Regions from separate parts of the Mus musculus genome. Here region 2 is linked to region 1. The links are chromatin loops, found by intact Hi-C in ENCODE. Cell type or tissue: gastrocnemius. All regions are shown on one strand.

The links. A loop is a pair of places that touch in the nucleus more often than their neighbours do. Peaks named below come from ENCODE experiments on the same cell type or tissue, not always from the same donor. Only the 100,000 strongest peaks of a DNase experiment are listed, where the experiment ranks them.
Region 2: a loop joins it to region 1, with 4 times the contacts of the local background. A loop is called at or near these places in 17 of 42 quality-filtered maps.

Annotation. Positions count from the first base shown.
Region 1 is chr10:68,279,919-68,287,918 of GRCm38, reverse strand. No RefSeq gene overlaps it. Among named protein-coding and RNA genes, the nearest start is that of Arid5b, 5.2 kb to the right of the region's middle. In gastrocnemius, CTCF peaks have their summits at 4,599 (motif pointing right) and 5,284; DNase peaks (open chromatin) are centred at 5,228, 5,634, 7,466, 7,801 and 2 more places; H3K4me3 peaks cover 2,168 bases; H3K27ac peaks cover 3,607 bases.
Region 2 is chr10:67,998,112-68,006,111 of GRCm38, reverse strand. Rtkn2 (rhotekin 2) reads right to left here. Exons shown (of 12, transcript NM_001359319.1): 4 at 4,135-4,188; 5 at 2,791-2,908; 6 at 418-612. Among named protein-coding and RNA genes, the nearest start is that of Rtkn2, 23 kb to the right of the region's middle. In gastrocnemius, CTCF peaks have their summits at 4,417 (motif pointing right) and 7,812 (motif pointing left); DNase peaks (open chromatin) are centred at 2,009, 4,465 and 7,768; H3K4me3 peaks cover 1,610 bases; H3K27ac peaks cover 2,455 bases.

The DNA of each region.
Region 1 (8,000 bases):
GGCCCAAACAGTAACAAAATCAGCAATTGTGCTCATAAAATACAGCAGTTTGTTCTCCCTGTACCTTTTGTACGTATTTGCTAACTCTACCCAGAGCTATAGTCTCAAAGTGAGTGCTGACTAACATTTTTATCTTTCCCAAAGAGTAAAACAGAAGTAATAAATAAATAAATAAATAATAAATAAGGATGCATCCCTGAATTTTGTTCTTTCTTTAATAATACAAGCAACTTCGTATTGATATTAAATGATGGGTTTTAAATATTTTCTCAATTTTTTTTGATGCTAGTCACAAAATAATTGGAAACAGATTTGAGCATTCTTACTTTTATGTTTAATTTGCTGATTAGTCAAGGATCTCCAGGGGAAGAGGACCAAAAAAGTGTGTGTGTGTGTGTGTGTGTGTGTGTGTGTGTGTGTGTGTGTGTGTGTGTGTGTGTGAGAGAGAGAGAGAGAGAGAGAGAGAGAGACAGAGAGAGACAGAGAGACAGAGACAGAGAGACAGAGACAGACACAGAGACACAGAGACACACAGAGAGGGAGAAAGAGACAGAGACACAGAGAGAGGGAGAGAAAGAGACACAGAGAGAGAACTGTTGTGTTATAAAGCATCTACGTATGTGACATATAGTGGACAATAACAGACACTAAGAAGGCATGAAGCCATTGTTTTGGGTTCACATCGAAGGTCTAAGAAAACCAAATTCCTAGCTCTAGTTGAGTAAGAGTGCTCTCCTTCCTTAACCTGTCTGTGCTAATCATGGTTTCAACTACTCTTCCTTCCACATTAGGAGACACAGTCCATTTCCTGAGTAAAATGTGAACCCCATTCAGTGACTTCCTTCCAAACACACCCAAGATAATGTTTCACCATAAATGTGCTCACCCCATGACCCAGTCAACACCTCAAATTATCTATCATAATCTACCAAATTGCCTCTGTCCTTAACCTGCTGAGTTAAGTGTTCTCTTACTGGGACAGATGCTTGAAGGGAGCTTGAAGGGAGGACGATTTATTAGAGTTCACAGTTTTGCAGGTCTCAGTTCAGGGTCACAAAGTTCCTGTCACTTTGGGCCTGAAGGGAAGGCAAAGGTCTTAGCAAACAGCCGGCCTGTGGTGGAGCAAAGAGTCTCACATCCTGGCTACAGGAAACACAGAGACGGAGACCAAGAATAGCTAAGGACTAGCATACCTTTAAAGGCAAGCACTCAGTTGCTTCGCTCTCAGACTGGTCTCTATTTCCTAAGTCTCTACAACCACGCAGCAAGAGATTAAAGAATGAGTCTATGAATTAACCTATGGACGGAGTTAAAACCCAGTCACTTCCCCCAAGTGCCACCAGCAGGCAAGCAAGTTTGCCTATAAGGGATAGTTTAGAGTAAAAGCATAGCTCTCTCTTAAATTAACCTGTCAATAAGGAATAAGTTACATTCTGATTTTTAATCTTTTTTTTTCAAGAGGGTTTCTCTGTGTAGCCCTAGCTGTCTTGGAACTCACTCTCTAGACCAGGCTGGCCTCGAACTCAGAAATCCTCCTGCCTCTGCATCCCAAGTGCTGGGATTAAAGGCGTGTGCCACCACTCCCCAGCCTGATTTATACTCTTTATTGAATTCTGTAGTATAAATGCTGCCATTCTTTCTCATTTCAAAGTACCATTGTCTTGCCAGTGGGTGCAGAAGAAATATACCGAAGTAAGGATGTCATCACTGAGCATTGGAACAGAAAAATATGAGGGATAGTTCATCTCAAGAATATAGACAATTGGGGCTGGAGAGATGGCTCAGCAGTTAAGAGCACTGACTGCTCTTCTGGAGGTCCTGAGTTCAAATCCCAGCAACCATGTGGTACCATCTGTAATGAGATCAGATGCCCTCTTCTGCGGTGTCTGAAGACAGTTACAGTGTACTTACATATAATAAATAAGTAAATCTTAAAAAAATATATAGGCAATTGTGAAGTACAGTAAGACAGAATGCAGCAGGGTTTGATTATGTTTCATTATCTACTAATATAACTTAGTTAACTGTGAGATTAATGTAAGTTAATGTTTAATAGTAGATGTGTCTAATAGCCTGCTTGCAAAATTTCCCCAAAATCAACCCTGGGGTCCTGGTGGGAATTGGTGTTAGGACACCATTAAGGTGGTGTTGCCCGGTTAAGGAGTTGGCTCAATGGGTGAAGTGCTAGGCATGCAAGCAGAAGCCTTGAGTCCTGGGCCTCAAAATCCCAGCATCTACACAAATGCCAGGCAGGCACGGCAGTAATTCCAGAACTCTGGAGGAAAAGATAGGGGATGGAGGAGGAGGGATGTAGGGCGGGGCGGGGATGATAAACTGCCGAGCTAGAATAGCTGGAATTGGCTAGGTTCAGCAGGAGACCCTGAATCAATAAATAAAGAGAAAAATGACAGAGGAAGACACCCAGTGTGACCATGGACTTTCATATACACATGCACACACACACACACACACACACACACACACACACACGAACATATACACAAGCACACATATACACACCATACACCCATACACACAAAACAATAAAGTAATATATTTTTCTAATTTAAAGAACACATTGGGCAACTCTCTGAAGACTCATCTAGTTTAGATTTACTCTGTGGAAGCTTACCCAGTTTTATCTTGATCCAAAGTCATTGACAAAGAGGATTGGAACAACCTCCGGGCTATTCTTGTCCAAGGCCTTGAATCTCTTCCTGCCCTTAGAGATGAGCCACATTTACATATGTTAGCCTCCCCCCCCCCAAAAAAAAGGCCTTAGCTTTGTCAATCTGTGGCACTTTAAATGTGGGTGGGTACGGGCACTCCCATGGGTTTGGTTGACAACCCAACATAGAGAAACGCACATAGATGCCCAGTCTAGATAATTGTACCACAATTATCTGAGAGACTTCAGAAATCGGAATTAGGCTTTACTTCTGACACATAATTATAGCAATGGACTCAGAGACAGAGAAAACACGTTAAGGATTATTCCTTGACTTTCAGTGTGGTGATTCATCAGCCAAATCCACATCAGCCAAACGTAAGAAGTTGCTGAACGCTTATCAAATGAATTCAAGTTGTAAGTCACCAAGTTCAAGGAACTGTTGATGTCTATTTGAAACCACACAGAGGAAATTTCTATAGGCACTGTCATCCTCACCCCAAATAGAGCCAAGACTTGGTGTGTGTGTGTGTGTGTGTGTGTGTGTGTGTGTGTGTGTGTGTGTGCGCGTGCGCGTGTGCATGTGCGTGTATGTGTGTGTGAATGTGTGTGTAAGTGTGTACTTGATGTGTGTGTAAGTATATGCTCGCTGTGTGTGAGAGTGTGTGTGTACGCTCGGTGTGTGCAAGTGTGTGAGTGTTTTTAAGTGTGTGAGTGTGTATATGTGGTGTGTGTGTAAGTGAGCAAGTGAGTATGGGGTGTGTGCGTGCTAGCTGTATGTGTAAGTGTATATATGTGTGTGTGCTCTGTGTGTGCATGCGAGTGTGTGGTGTATTTGAGTGTGTGTGGTGTGTTTGCTCTGTATGTGGACTGTGTGTGTGCTTTGTGTGTGTGCTTTGTGTGTGTGTGCGCGCGCGTATATATGTATGCTCTGTGTGTGTAAGTGGGTGATCAATGTGTATGTGAATGTGTGTGGTGTGTATGTGTGGTGTATGGATGGAAAGACGGCAAGATTTTTGATAGCTTCATAGGCCTGGGATTTCTTTTTTTTTTTAAAGATTTATTTTATTTATATGAGTACACTGTAGCTGTCTTCAGACACTCCAGAAGAGGGTATCAGACTCCATTACCGATGGTTGTGAGCCACCATGTGGTTGCTGGGAATTGAACTCAGGACCTTTGGAAGAGCAGTCAGTGCTCTTAACTGCTGAGCCATCTCTCCAGCCCGACTTCTGTTTTTTATAAGCTAAAATAATTGTCCTGGATTAAAAATATATATATAACTCTTACTAAGGTCAGTTGTAAGCTCATGCCATTAATACCATCACATGGAAGGCCAATCTCTGAAGTTCCAAGTCAACCAGGGCCAGCTGGGTCACAAATGAATCTCAAGAGCCGGATGGGGGGCGTGTTGTGAGTTACTACCATCCTTTCTAACAGCAAGACATGCCAGAATAAAAGGAGATTGAGAGTCAGTATGTTTTATACAACATTTTTAAAAAGAAGTTTGGCGTTTGTATGCTATGTAAGTCATAAACATCAGAGACATTTAAAGGTTAGTTAAAATTAAGTGGTTTTGGTGATTGAGGTAAGTTAGGACTCAAAATTAATTTGCAAACATTAGAAAAAAACAAAACAGGTTCGACATTGATCCTAGGAATGGAAATGATTTGCTCGCTGAAAATATGCGACTCATCCGAGGTAAGAAGGGGCCTTGGGGCTTTCCCTGTCCACAAAGACCATCATGCGACCTTTGCGCAAGGATGCCTTTCTCCAAGTTTCCCACGTCATTCCTGCATCCCATTCGAAATCCATTTAGAAACGTCTCCACAGCCTGGTTCAGGGCTAGTATCCCACGCCCACCCCAGCCCTGAAGACCGCTGCTGCAGCCAGGAATCCCACATTTAAGGTGTAGCTCAACCTTTGACCACTAGAGGTCTCCGGGAAAGCACTGACCCGTATAACCCTGTTTATCATCCTAACTGTAGACTTGTTGCACAGCCCGGCGAGCCCGCTCTGCTGGAGGCTGCCTTCTGACGGTCGCCAACCAGCCCTGGCTCGCCGTGGCGCCAGCCTAGCAGGGGGATGGGCCAGGCGGTGGCTGACCATCACACCGGGCTGACTTTTAAAGTCACGACTCAGTCCACACTGTCTAGGGGTTACCTCTGGATCCCCACTTCTTGGCTAATCAAGTGAGGGGAGAACCCCAGGTGGGCAGCTGGAACCCCTCTGACTGGTCACCCTGCCCAACACTCACTAGCCAAGGTCTGGGCTTTCTGAGTGACCTGGCATCAGCAGGCCGAGATCCACCTCCCTGTTTTGCCCCGCTCCCCACCCCTTTCCCAGTGCTCCCCACACTCCTCTTTCGCCCACCCCCTGCCCTGTGGAAGGTCATTGGGGTTCCATTCACCGCCCCTGTTTTCATCAGCGTGGGAGGTTTCTAAAAAATAGTGTCGTCTAGCTGTAAGAGAGAGAGAGCGCGAGAAGAAAAAAAAAAAAAAATGGAGGAGGTGGGGGCGCGGAGGGGGAGCCAGAAAGGAAATAGCCAGGTTGAGTTCCCAGTTTTTATCAAGCAATTCGCTCACCAATGAAAGCAAGCTGCAGTGGCAGATTTGAGCCACACGCGGTAGTGTGTAGCAATTAGTAGATAAAATGCTGACTAAAGTGCTAAAACATGAAGTATTATTGTAGCCAAGGTCAAAAAATGCTTCAGTTGCCTTTTGCAATTTTTTGGTGGGGGGGGAAGAGGGGAGGGGAGGCCCTGAGGTGAGTGGAGAGATGGGAGGTTTCGAAATGGACGCCTTCTTTCTTCAAACTGTACTTTTTTTTTTTATGATCCTGTTTATTATAGCCCGAGCTGCCTAATTATGTCACTGCTGGGTTTTGCAGCTAACTTAATCCTCCTGATCCTTTATGGAACGATTCACACACACCGAATAATGTGTCTCCCCCACCCCACCCCCAAGCCCCTTGAGGCCCAGGGTGTGTGTGTGTGTGTGTGTGTGTGTGTGTATACTAATTTTTAAACCTTTTAAATATATTAGGTAACAGTTCAATTGGGAGCTCATAAGGCAGCAGGAATATACATGTGTGGGTGGAGGTTACTGAGTTTCAGTACAAGGGAAAAAAAGAAATATTGGTTCGTGTAAACATACACTGCTCTACCCTCCTCCTCCTCTTCTCAGACCCAGTCAGTCCCCACTACAAGCCTTTTTATAGATAAATAGAGCAGTTGCTTTCATGATTATAACTGTCTTGAATGGATTGTCTTCTTACAGCATTCAATCTGTTTATGAGTATTTACTTTACATTAGCCCAGGGACCCTGCGCTGCTGGAGTTTGCCTCTATTCCCCTGGGTGTCGGTGTCTCAAGTCTTACATCTGCTCTGTGATTGATGGAGCCTGAATCCACGTTATTACTCTCTCACAAGCAGAAATCAAACAGGCTATTAACTACATTACTTCAAAGAACTGTTTCAATACAATCTCCTTATCTTAATTGAAACTTTCTTTGTATGGATAGTTGCTACACAGATAATTTACAGGTGTCTATCAAACATCACATTAAAGAGGTAAGAACAGATTTTTTTTGAGGTGGGGGGGGCACTAACACAGTGATCTGTGATTTTAAAGGCCTTTCTCAGTATCGGATAGGCCATTGATTTAGTAGATTTATGATGTTCATGGGAGTGGGGTTCGAGGTACTGGAGGAAGAGGGGGAGAAATTCAGTTTGAAGGTTTAGCAGGGATCTGATTATAAAAATGCAAATATTCAGAAATATTCAGAGCTGGGTTTGGAAGACCTTATCAGGGAGATTAAAGCAGCGCAGCCTAGTGTAGTGCCTACCTTCAAGAGACATAGAAGAAGGGTTCTAATTAGGTGAAGTCATTTACAGACACTTAAAGACTACCCAAGTTGCTCAAATGCTGTGGAAAGCTGTGTGTTTTTTAAGAGAGGTTTAATACACAATCCAGGGATGCCCTCAGGCACTGTGTCGAGGTTTCCTGCATAAATGCAGCCGCCTTGGTCAGGCAGGAAACTGACTCATAGATGATCTCAAAGAAAAATCTTGTCAAAATACAGCAACTCAAGTTTTTTTAATATATCATCTTTTGAATTGAATGTATATATTTACACTAACAGGACAGAGGCTACCAGAAGCCCGAGGCAGCTCATGAATATTTTTTTTAAATATGTAAAATGCCCTTCAGTCAAATCCATTCATATGTTAAAAATGAACAAAATGGGTTATTCTAATCAAACGTCTGCAGCGTGCACCATAAAGTTAAAAAGAGAGGGCGAAAGGGCTGTAATTTCTCTCTCTAACCCATGTTTATGAAATGGTAAGATCAGATGAAATTTCAAGGAAGATAATTAAGGAGTGATGTGCAGGTCATAATTTGGCTAATGCAAAAGATGGAAGACTGTAAATTGGTACACTGTCCTCCCCCACGGTGCAGAGTTGGAATATTACTTTAAATTATTAAAATAGCTTTTCGACAGCTTCCAGAATACGGGCTTTTTGGCATGGGCTTTTATTACTTATTGTAATTGGAGGATCTGCCATTTTCTTTCGTTTATCTCTGTGTATATAGAAACAAGATACATCTTGCCTTTTTTATGACTTCTCCATGTTCTGAATCAAAAAAATGTGTTTTAGATAATGTTAAGCGCCCTAATTCTTACTGCAGCGGAGGCAGACGTTATGGAAAAAAAGCGTCAAAACACACACAGAGGGTCCTTCCACCGCCAGATCACCGAAGATGAGGCGTTTGTGCTCTGCTGGGTGTATTAACTTCAGCCATGTGAATATAATTTTCATTAAAGTAATCCTGTCTCAACTCGATGCTGCGGGTAGAGGTGAAACGTTGCGAAAGCGTTAAAAATAGCTTGCTAGTAATTTCAACATCCTGTAATTTTATCGCGGATCGAGTTTCAACTGTCGTACTATACAAACCTTATCCCCCATATAGTACATGTTTACTTTTTTAGCCTGCCAGACCCACTCTGGAAAGATTGGTGCCAATATAATAAAATCGCTGGGGGGTTGGGGAGGGGTGCTGGAAAGAGTGGGAGGAGAGCCGGGAAGGGGTGGAGGAAGCGAGTACACCATTTTACATCAATGCTGCGAAAATGCAAGCGAGCCAGGCGGAGGACCGGCAGCTGGGTCGCAGCGAGCGAGGGTTTTGCAGTCCCTGCCTGTTCCTTGTTCTGTGGCTCTTAAGTTTCTCTGTTTGCATAATAGCCGTGCATGCAAACCGCGCAATGCTCCAGGGCTCCAGAACAATAAATATACACATTTAAAACCTTTATTGTCTTACGTTGTGTTAA
Region 2 (8,000 bases), 280 kb after region 1:
CCTTCTGCTGAAGACCTACATTAGGACATTGGAAGAAGAAAGATTCGCTCCCTCTCCTTCACCTGCTTGCCTTGTGGGACTGAGCAACTGCTAGATCCTTGGACTTCCATTCACAGCTGCTGCTGACCACTGTTGGGGTAACTGTACATCATCAACAATTCCCTTACTATATAGAGACTACCCGTAAGTTCTGTGACTCTAGAGAACCCCGACTAATACAGGTGTGGAATCCCAAGCAACGCAAAAGCAGTTCACCTGACTTCCATCCTTCAAAGAAGGGGCCAAGCGCATCTCAGCTGGGTAAAGGCCACACCTCCGAGTTCCCCTCTGTTGCAGGATGTTTTTCCAGTTAAATTACAAACAAGCATCGAAAGACAATGCTCTGAAATACCACCCACGCTATATTAGAGAGCTTACGCCACAGAACCAGCGAGCAAGCACGCCTCTGGGCTCTCTTCCTGGAGCGCTGCGCTGATTTTCCTTCCCGTGGCTTTGCTGATGGACGTCTTCAGCTTCTTAGCCAGCTTCCTCGGGGTGTTGGTTAGGGAGGACTCCTCTGCGCTGCAGCTGTAGACTTCTATCTTTATCTGGAAGTCCGGTCCTGCCTCGTTGCTGAAACCGAGAGCAGCGACAAGGCTGGGAGTCTAATTCAGCAGAGAGCAAAACTAAAACCCCTTGGGTGTCTTCCCAATATTTAAATTCAGCGTTTAAACCGTACGCAAGGGGACACCATGCCCACGTTTATTTACTTTCTAAATGGCCTAAGAGGGTCACTGTGACTTTTAGAACTCTTAGCTTCTAAACCAGTCTTGGGGACTTGGGGAATGACTTTATTTATTGACTGATTGATTGATTGATTGATTTAGTAAAATACCTGGCAAGCAAGCATGTGCACCTGAGTCCATTCCCCAGAATTCATTTTTTTAAAAAGCCAGGCACAGAAGCAGGGACCTGTAACCCCACGGCTGGGGAGGTGAAGGCGGACAGATTTACTAAAGTGCAAAACACAACACCAAGTGGTGGCACACGCCTTTAATCCTGGCACTTGAGAAACAGAGGCAAGTTCGAGGCCAGCCTGGTCTACAGAACCAGAGAAATGCCATCTCAAACAAAAACAAAAACAAAAACACAAAAACACCAACAAACCACACAACCAAACAGCAGTAAAACTAAGGGAAAAACACACTTAGAACCGCATTCATCCGCAGATGCCACCTGAAGACAGAAGGTAGGCCTCAGTCCTGGGGCTTTAAAATTCAAATAGCCAATCTACAGTTTGGATACATCCAAGGACTGACTTGCAGCTATTTTTATAGTTTCTTACTTGGCAACGTCTAAACATACAGTATTCCTGGTAATGAGCAACAAATGTCAATATTTAGAGGAAAACCAGAGATTCATAAATATTGAAGACTTATTAAAAACAAGCGTCGTAACAAAGAGCACATTTTTTTTAACATTTAGAACATTTGTCAGCAGCTATTTTTAGGCCAATTTAAAATATTTATACCCCAAAAATGCCAATAAATCATATGTTGTCTTCCAAATCATTTGTATTGTTCTTCCTGTGTGGGGGGGGGGCCCTCACCCCCACCCCACAGGAACTTTTTTGTCTCTGTGGCAAAACATGAACAATGGTGGACTGATGTGAAGACAAGAGGCGATTAGTGAGTGGGATAATTTTGGCAGGGGGGAGAAAAAGTCCTTAGCAGCATTGGAAATAGAAGTAAAGAGAAAGAGATAATGAAGGAGATACACGTTAGCCTAAAAGTGTACAAGAACTTGAGACTAATCCCAAGGCAGGAGAGAACTAAATTCCACTGGCTTGAGTACAACTTGTAAAAAGGCTCGCGTTACTGCTGACAGCCCAGGGTAACTCGATGTTACATCTTACACAGTTACTCCAGGACGCGAGCTGCAGGAGCCACGGAACGCTGTCTGCCACGGTCCTGTCAGTGTGACGTGACCCCTCTGAAATCTAAAGTGCCACGGGCCGCGGCCAAGGGTATGCTGGTGATTGCCTGTGGGCAGTTGGGGCAGCTACGACCACTTGATCTAGAAATGGCATCTCAAGGGCTCCCCCTACCCCCAGAGACAAACCCCATGGGGAGATATGCCAACAAAGACTTTGAGAGAGAGGCCAAGGGCCAGGGGAAAAAAAAACCTCATGTTCGTTAAAAATGATGTCCATGGCTACCCAAGGAAGCTGTTTTTGTCTCTCTGTAGGATGGGCCATAATAAAATGAGCCTGCCCATAAAAGAGCCCTTAAGATGGTCAAGCTGTTCTACACTGTTTGAGTACATGAGAGAAGCCCGCTATAAGAGAAAGAGCACCCCAAAATCCACCGTCAGAAGCACTTAAGAGAACGGTTCATAAGAAAGCTTTACCACCTCATTAGTTTTTGTACTGAATTTCCTGTGAAGGAAAAGAAAATCAGCTTTATGCCCAAATTTGCTGTATTACATCAAGCATCAAATGAAATTCTATCATACTCAGAGTTTGGGTAGGGACAGAAATATAAATATTTATAAGAAGTTTAGCAGAGCCATTGAGTCAACTGTCTGCTTGCTAAGTATTAATTATAAGATTTCTATTTTATTCTGGATCCAAAAAAGGGGGTAACTTTTAAACATTTTAAAGCTGCCGGTGCTTTGAAAAGAAGCCAAGGCCCACCAGGATGTAGGCCATCAGAATTTAAAAGACAGTAATTAGGCTTTCTTCACTGATAAGAAAAAAAAAAAAAGAGGCAGAAGTTCAGATTTCACCCTCTGAGGATTAAGGCTACTTACAAGATGGTGACATTTTCGAAACATATATCTGTGACTGTCTGGTCCACAATCACCATGTCCGTGTCAAACACCTGAGCTCCCATCCTGAATAAGCAAAAGATGGCGAAGCGCTGTGTGCCTAGAGGAGAGACAGCAGACAGCGGCAGGAGCCGTCACAAGCAGGACAATCATACCTGTGTGAGTGAGACACTCGGAGGTCACTCACTCCCTCACCCCACTCAAGCCCAACCTCAAACCAAGGAACATCAGAAAATAAACACGGGGCCCCTCGGCGGTGTCCCAAAGAGATCCCTGCAGCCAAATCTGATCACTTAGCAAACTTTATGCCTCTCGGTCAATTTAGCGCCACACATATAAATGACTCCATTTGATGTCCAAGTTTTGATGTCCAAGAAAAGATGACTTGTAAGGTGTATCAACAGCCACCAAACAATAAGTAAGGGAAAAAAAGGATGTGAAAACCCCAACGCCCAAATGGCAGGCATGGATACAAACAACAGCAGCTAGACCCTCCAATCTGGTGACGTTCTTAAAAATGCCAGGTGATTAAAGGGCTAAATCCTCATTACTGAGAAAACGCAGCTCTTTAGGAAAGTTTATTCTCTGCAGTAATCTCGAAGATTGACTCAAATCCCACAAGCATTCCTTGGTGAAGTGAATTATACGTCTTAATTGAAAAACAAACACTAACCTGATTTAAATTCTTCATGTAAAACTAATTATGCCCGATACCATTTGGCTTTTGGAATATGGACAAAGCCATCAAGGTAAACAAGGCAAATGAAGGGGCTGCTGGGTCACCCGGCTCTGCCTTGAACAGCTAGGGCACATTTGAGGTTAATGTCCGTGATCCAAGAGATACATGGACTTGTGAAGACTGTGTGTAGCCAATGAAACAGAGAAGGAGGGGGAGGGGGAGGAGGAGAAAATCACAGCAATCTAAAAATCTTTCATTACACCCTCTTAAACGATCTAGCAAAGCAAAGCTCAGACCTCCTGAGTCATACATAATAAGAGAAAAAAAGAAATTTCACGTCTACTGACTCACCCCATGCCTCTTTGGGGTGTGGGGGCTCTACCTTTCTACCCATCTCTCCACTCTGAGCCCCCACACAAGTTCCCATCGCTGATGACTCCCCTTCATTGGTATGCATATCTTAGTCTGAATCAGGGAACTGATGTGCGGTCCCCCAAGTCAGAAATCGACAGTTTGCTGACAGGATGCTTATAGCCAAATGGCACCAATGTGTCTCCGAACCAAAGAGTTCTGACCTCAGAAATCACAAATGCGTGTCCTAAGCACTCGAGGAAACATTTCCAAATACAAATTAAAGCTATACGTACATTCTTTATTACTGAAGTGATCGGAGTCTTTCCACATTAATGGTATTCGGATATCTATAAAGAAGGCAAAAAAAAAAAAAGAAAGAAAGAAAAGAAAAAGAAACAATTATTTTGATAATTTTTGTTTCACCCACGATGTGAACCTCTGAGCTCCATGACAGACTGGGCCCACCAAAAACAAAAAGAAATATACACAGCAATTTCCTAATTATTGTTTAGAGATGATTTTTAAAAATATTTATTTTTATGCAGATGGGTGTTTCTCCTGCATGCATGTCTCTGCACCACTTGCAGGACCGATGCCCATGAAGGCCAGAAGAGGGCGCTGTATCCAATGGCTCTGTGATATAGGTCGTTCCGAGCCATATGTAGATGCTGGGAACCCAACTCAGGTCCTGTGGAAATTGGTACACACTCTCAGCCACTGAGCCATCTCTCCAGCTCTGGCGGTGTGTGTGTGTTAGAAGTTATTAAATATGTGTGAAATTTGCAAGTATCTGAAGTGAGAATACATTCTTCTAAATATTATCTTAGCTTTACGTATATGTCACGCTGACTTCCTTATTGGCTGTGCCCTTCTGAGGCCATCCATGCTTGTTCCTGGGCCAAACACTTCATGTGTGGAACTGAATCAGTTATCAACTGACACCTTCTGACGCCTGCTGCGCTGGGTTGTTGTCTTTTGGAGGCATGTGACTGTCACTGGTTCTTTTTAAGAATGTTTTTAATTTTGGTCAAAATTCCCTCTCAAATGTTTTACTATGCAAAACAACTTAGGAATGTGTTTTATTATATATATATATATATATATATATATATATATATATATACACACACACACACACACACATACATATATACTCACACACACACATATGTGAAGAGAGAGAGAGAGAGAGAGAGAGAGAGAGAGAGAGAGAGAGAGAGAGAGAGAGAGAGAGAGACTTTGTGTCTCCCTGTGTGCAGAGATCAGAGGCGACTTGTGGAAGTCATGGGCCTCAGGAGGACTGAGGTCATGAGGGTTGGTAGCAAGCACCTTTATCTGTTGAGCGCCCTCACTGGCCCAGGGAACTAATAACTTTTTAATATTTCATCTTCACATTACAGATTTACCCTTACCATTTGCTCTCACCCTGGCTTTCTGTTTGTTTGAGGGCTAGAAGTCAGGCCCAGGGGCTGGGAAGAACCCTCCCACGGAGCTTCGCCTCCTGCTCCTGCTCGTGTATTTTAATTAAGGTTATTTCTTATATATTTAATGCTTGGGGGGGGGGGCTGCTGCTTTACTGTAAGTGACACTTTTTCCACTGTCATCCCTAGCAAGTCATTGCTGGTTTGAAGAAAAACTACCGCCTTTTATTTATTTCTCCTAAATCCGGTCGGGATCTATTGAATGCTTTAATTCCAGCGTCTCAGTCCCTCCCCTGAGGTCATCTCCATCTGCCATTCGTTAGCCTCCAAAGTATCCAATCTGCCTGTTCCATTTTTTCAATAGCTTTGTTTTCCAGCCATTATGTTAGCTACAATTCCAAACCAGTCCTAACTTATGTTGACCATAATAAGACCCCGGTATTTTACCCGTGACTTTAATACGGATGTCTTCATTGTGTTTGAATTATAACCCGGCTAATGGCCTGTCCAAACTCACTTCTTGCTGGACCACAGTGGCCGCCTCCTAGCTCCTTTCATTCCACAGTGGCCAGTGCGTCTCACTCGCAGCTGTCCTGGCTGTGGTGGCGAAGCTCTAACTGTTCACGCGCTCATGGGAGGACACTGACCCAGGCCTCCCCACAGCTTGGGTTCCATCCTGCTCTTCCCCATACCTCGCCTCGACTCCATGTAAGGGGATCTTTCTCATCTGTGTCCCTGTTGGCTGTGCAGTCTTCAGACAGCAAAGGATCCAACATCGAATGACAGAAATACCTTCTACATTCTGGCAGATGATCAGCTGGGTTTCAGCTTACAGTGGTCCACCTTTGTCTTTTTTTTTTTTTTTAATGTCTCTGCTGGCATTTTATGGCAAACTAAGACAGCCTCAACAGCATTGTAGCTGGCCTGATGTGTACTAGGGACTGGACTGGGGCGATGGCTTGGAGGCCATCTTGCTGCACAGCCACAGTTTGGATCGCAAAACCCATGTGCATGTCCGGTGGCTGTGGCCGACACCTCAGGGGGTCCCCAAAGAAAGTTGGCTCTAGAGACTTAAGCATCACCAGGGACCTGTGGGTGTGACTGACAGGCCCTGCATCAAAATGAGTAGTGTGGACATCAGGACTGGGATGCCACAACCTCCGGAAGCCTAGCATGTGCACAGGCACTTACACACATCCACACACATGCAAACACGCACGTACACATATGAAAAGAAAGAAAGATGGAAAAACCCACAAAAAACTGAAACCGCTGACCGTTTGTGGGTAACCAGTTTGGTCTAGTCACTGAACTGGGAGGCGAAAACACACACCAGCCACCCCGCATCACCTGGTGCGGGAAGGATGGGATGGACCTGTTATTTGTATAGTTAGGAAGCTCTGGTCAGTGAAAACCTCAAAATCCAGGTCTGTCCTGTTTACAGCGCGATCTTAGAAACATTCTGAAACTGGGCTGCAAAAATGTCCAGTCAGCTGAAATCATGCTAATGATGCTAATGACACGGGTGTCCCATCTCCCGGGGGTTCACGCCTTAATTAGGCTTCAAATTGTCTTGGGGAGAAAAAAAAAAAGCTAACCTTGGCTTCTGTCCAAAGGTATCTGAGATCACGAAAAGTCATCCTTGACCTTAAATATTTTTGTTCAAGACTCTTCTAAACGTGGTGGCAGTAAACAAGCGGTCTCCACAGGACAACAGACAATGTTAAGTCACCGAACTCACTGACCAGGTCACCTACCCCATTCGCCTACAGAGTGGAACCTTATTAGAAGCAAGGGAAGAGGGCAATATTTTAGTGGTGGTGGGAAATCTCTGAAGTTCTCCAGCATTTACCTATGCATGTTAGGATGTATTTAGGCACAGTAGAGAGGAGTCTGCAAACGTCCTCTGTTCCACAGCTAAAAGGCCCAGGCAAAGCAGTGGGCCTCATGTCAGCCACAAGTACAAGACGGAGACCAGGACACAGGACACGCTGAGGGCACGTCAGCCACAAGTGGAAGGCTGATCGTGAACGCAAATAACCACAAAACAGGCAAAAGGATTTTATGAAGTTCATATAATTTTCTGAGGTGCTCCCCCTGCCCCCCCCCCCGACACACACACACACACACACACACACACACACACACACACTGAGGGCAATTTCTCCAATTTTGCCAGTGAGGTCAAATAAAACTCAGTACCATGGCTGTGAGCGATGGAGAGAGAGAATAGTCCCTCAGCAGGCCAGGGGACACAATAGCAGGCGCTCTACCTTGCTCTGGCCAGTGGGATACACCAGCTATTACTGGGGGTTCAGCTCAGGCCACAAGGCTGTTTGCAGGGTGTCGCGATGAGATATCTGCAAGCCAGCCATGCTAATCGTGTGGCATCTCCATGCCACTTCTTCCGGGGATGTGGATGGGGTGGGGGGCTGCCGTTTTAGAGAAATGAGACAGCCTAAGCGCCATCTAGTGGCAGGGGGTTGGTACGGAAGGGGTGGGGGGCTACCATTTTGGAGAAACTGAGACCGACAACCTAAGCGCCATCTAGTGGCAAGGTGCCTGCTCGCTCTGCTGACAGGAAATGCCACTCCAGCAGAGGCAAAGATGGGAGGGAATGGAGGAAATGAAACAATTGCACAACCCAATCAGGTGTCTCAATCAAGGCCTCTGTTGACAAGAGAAAGTGGGGGAAAAATCTGCCTAAATCACGTGGCTTGTGTAATGGAAGACAGAGC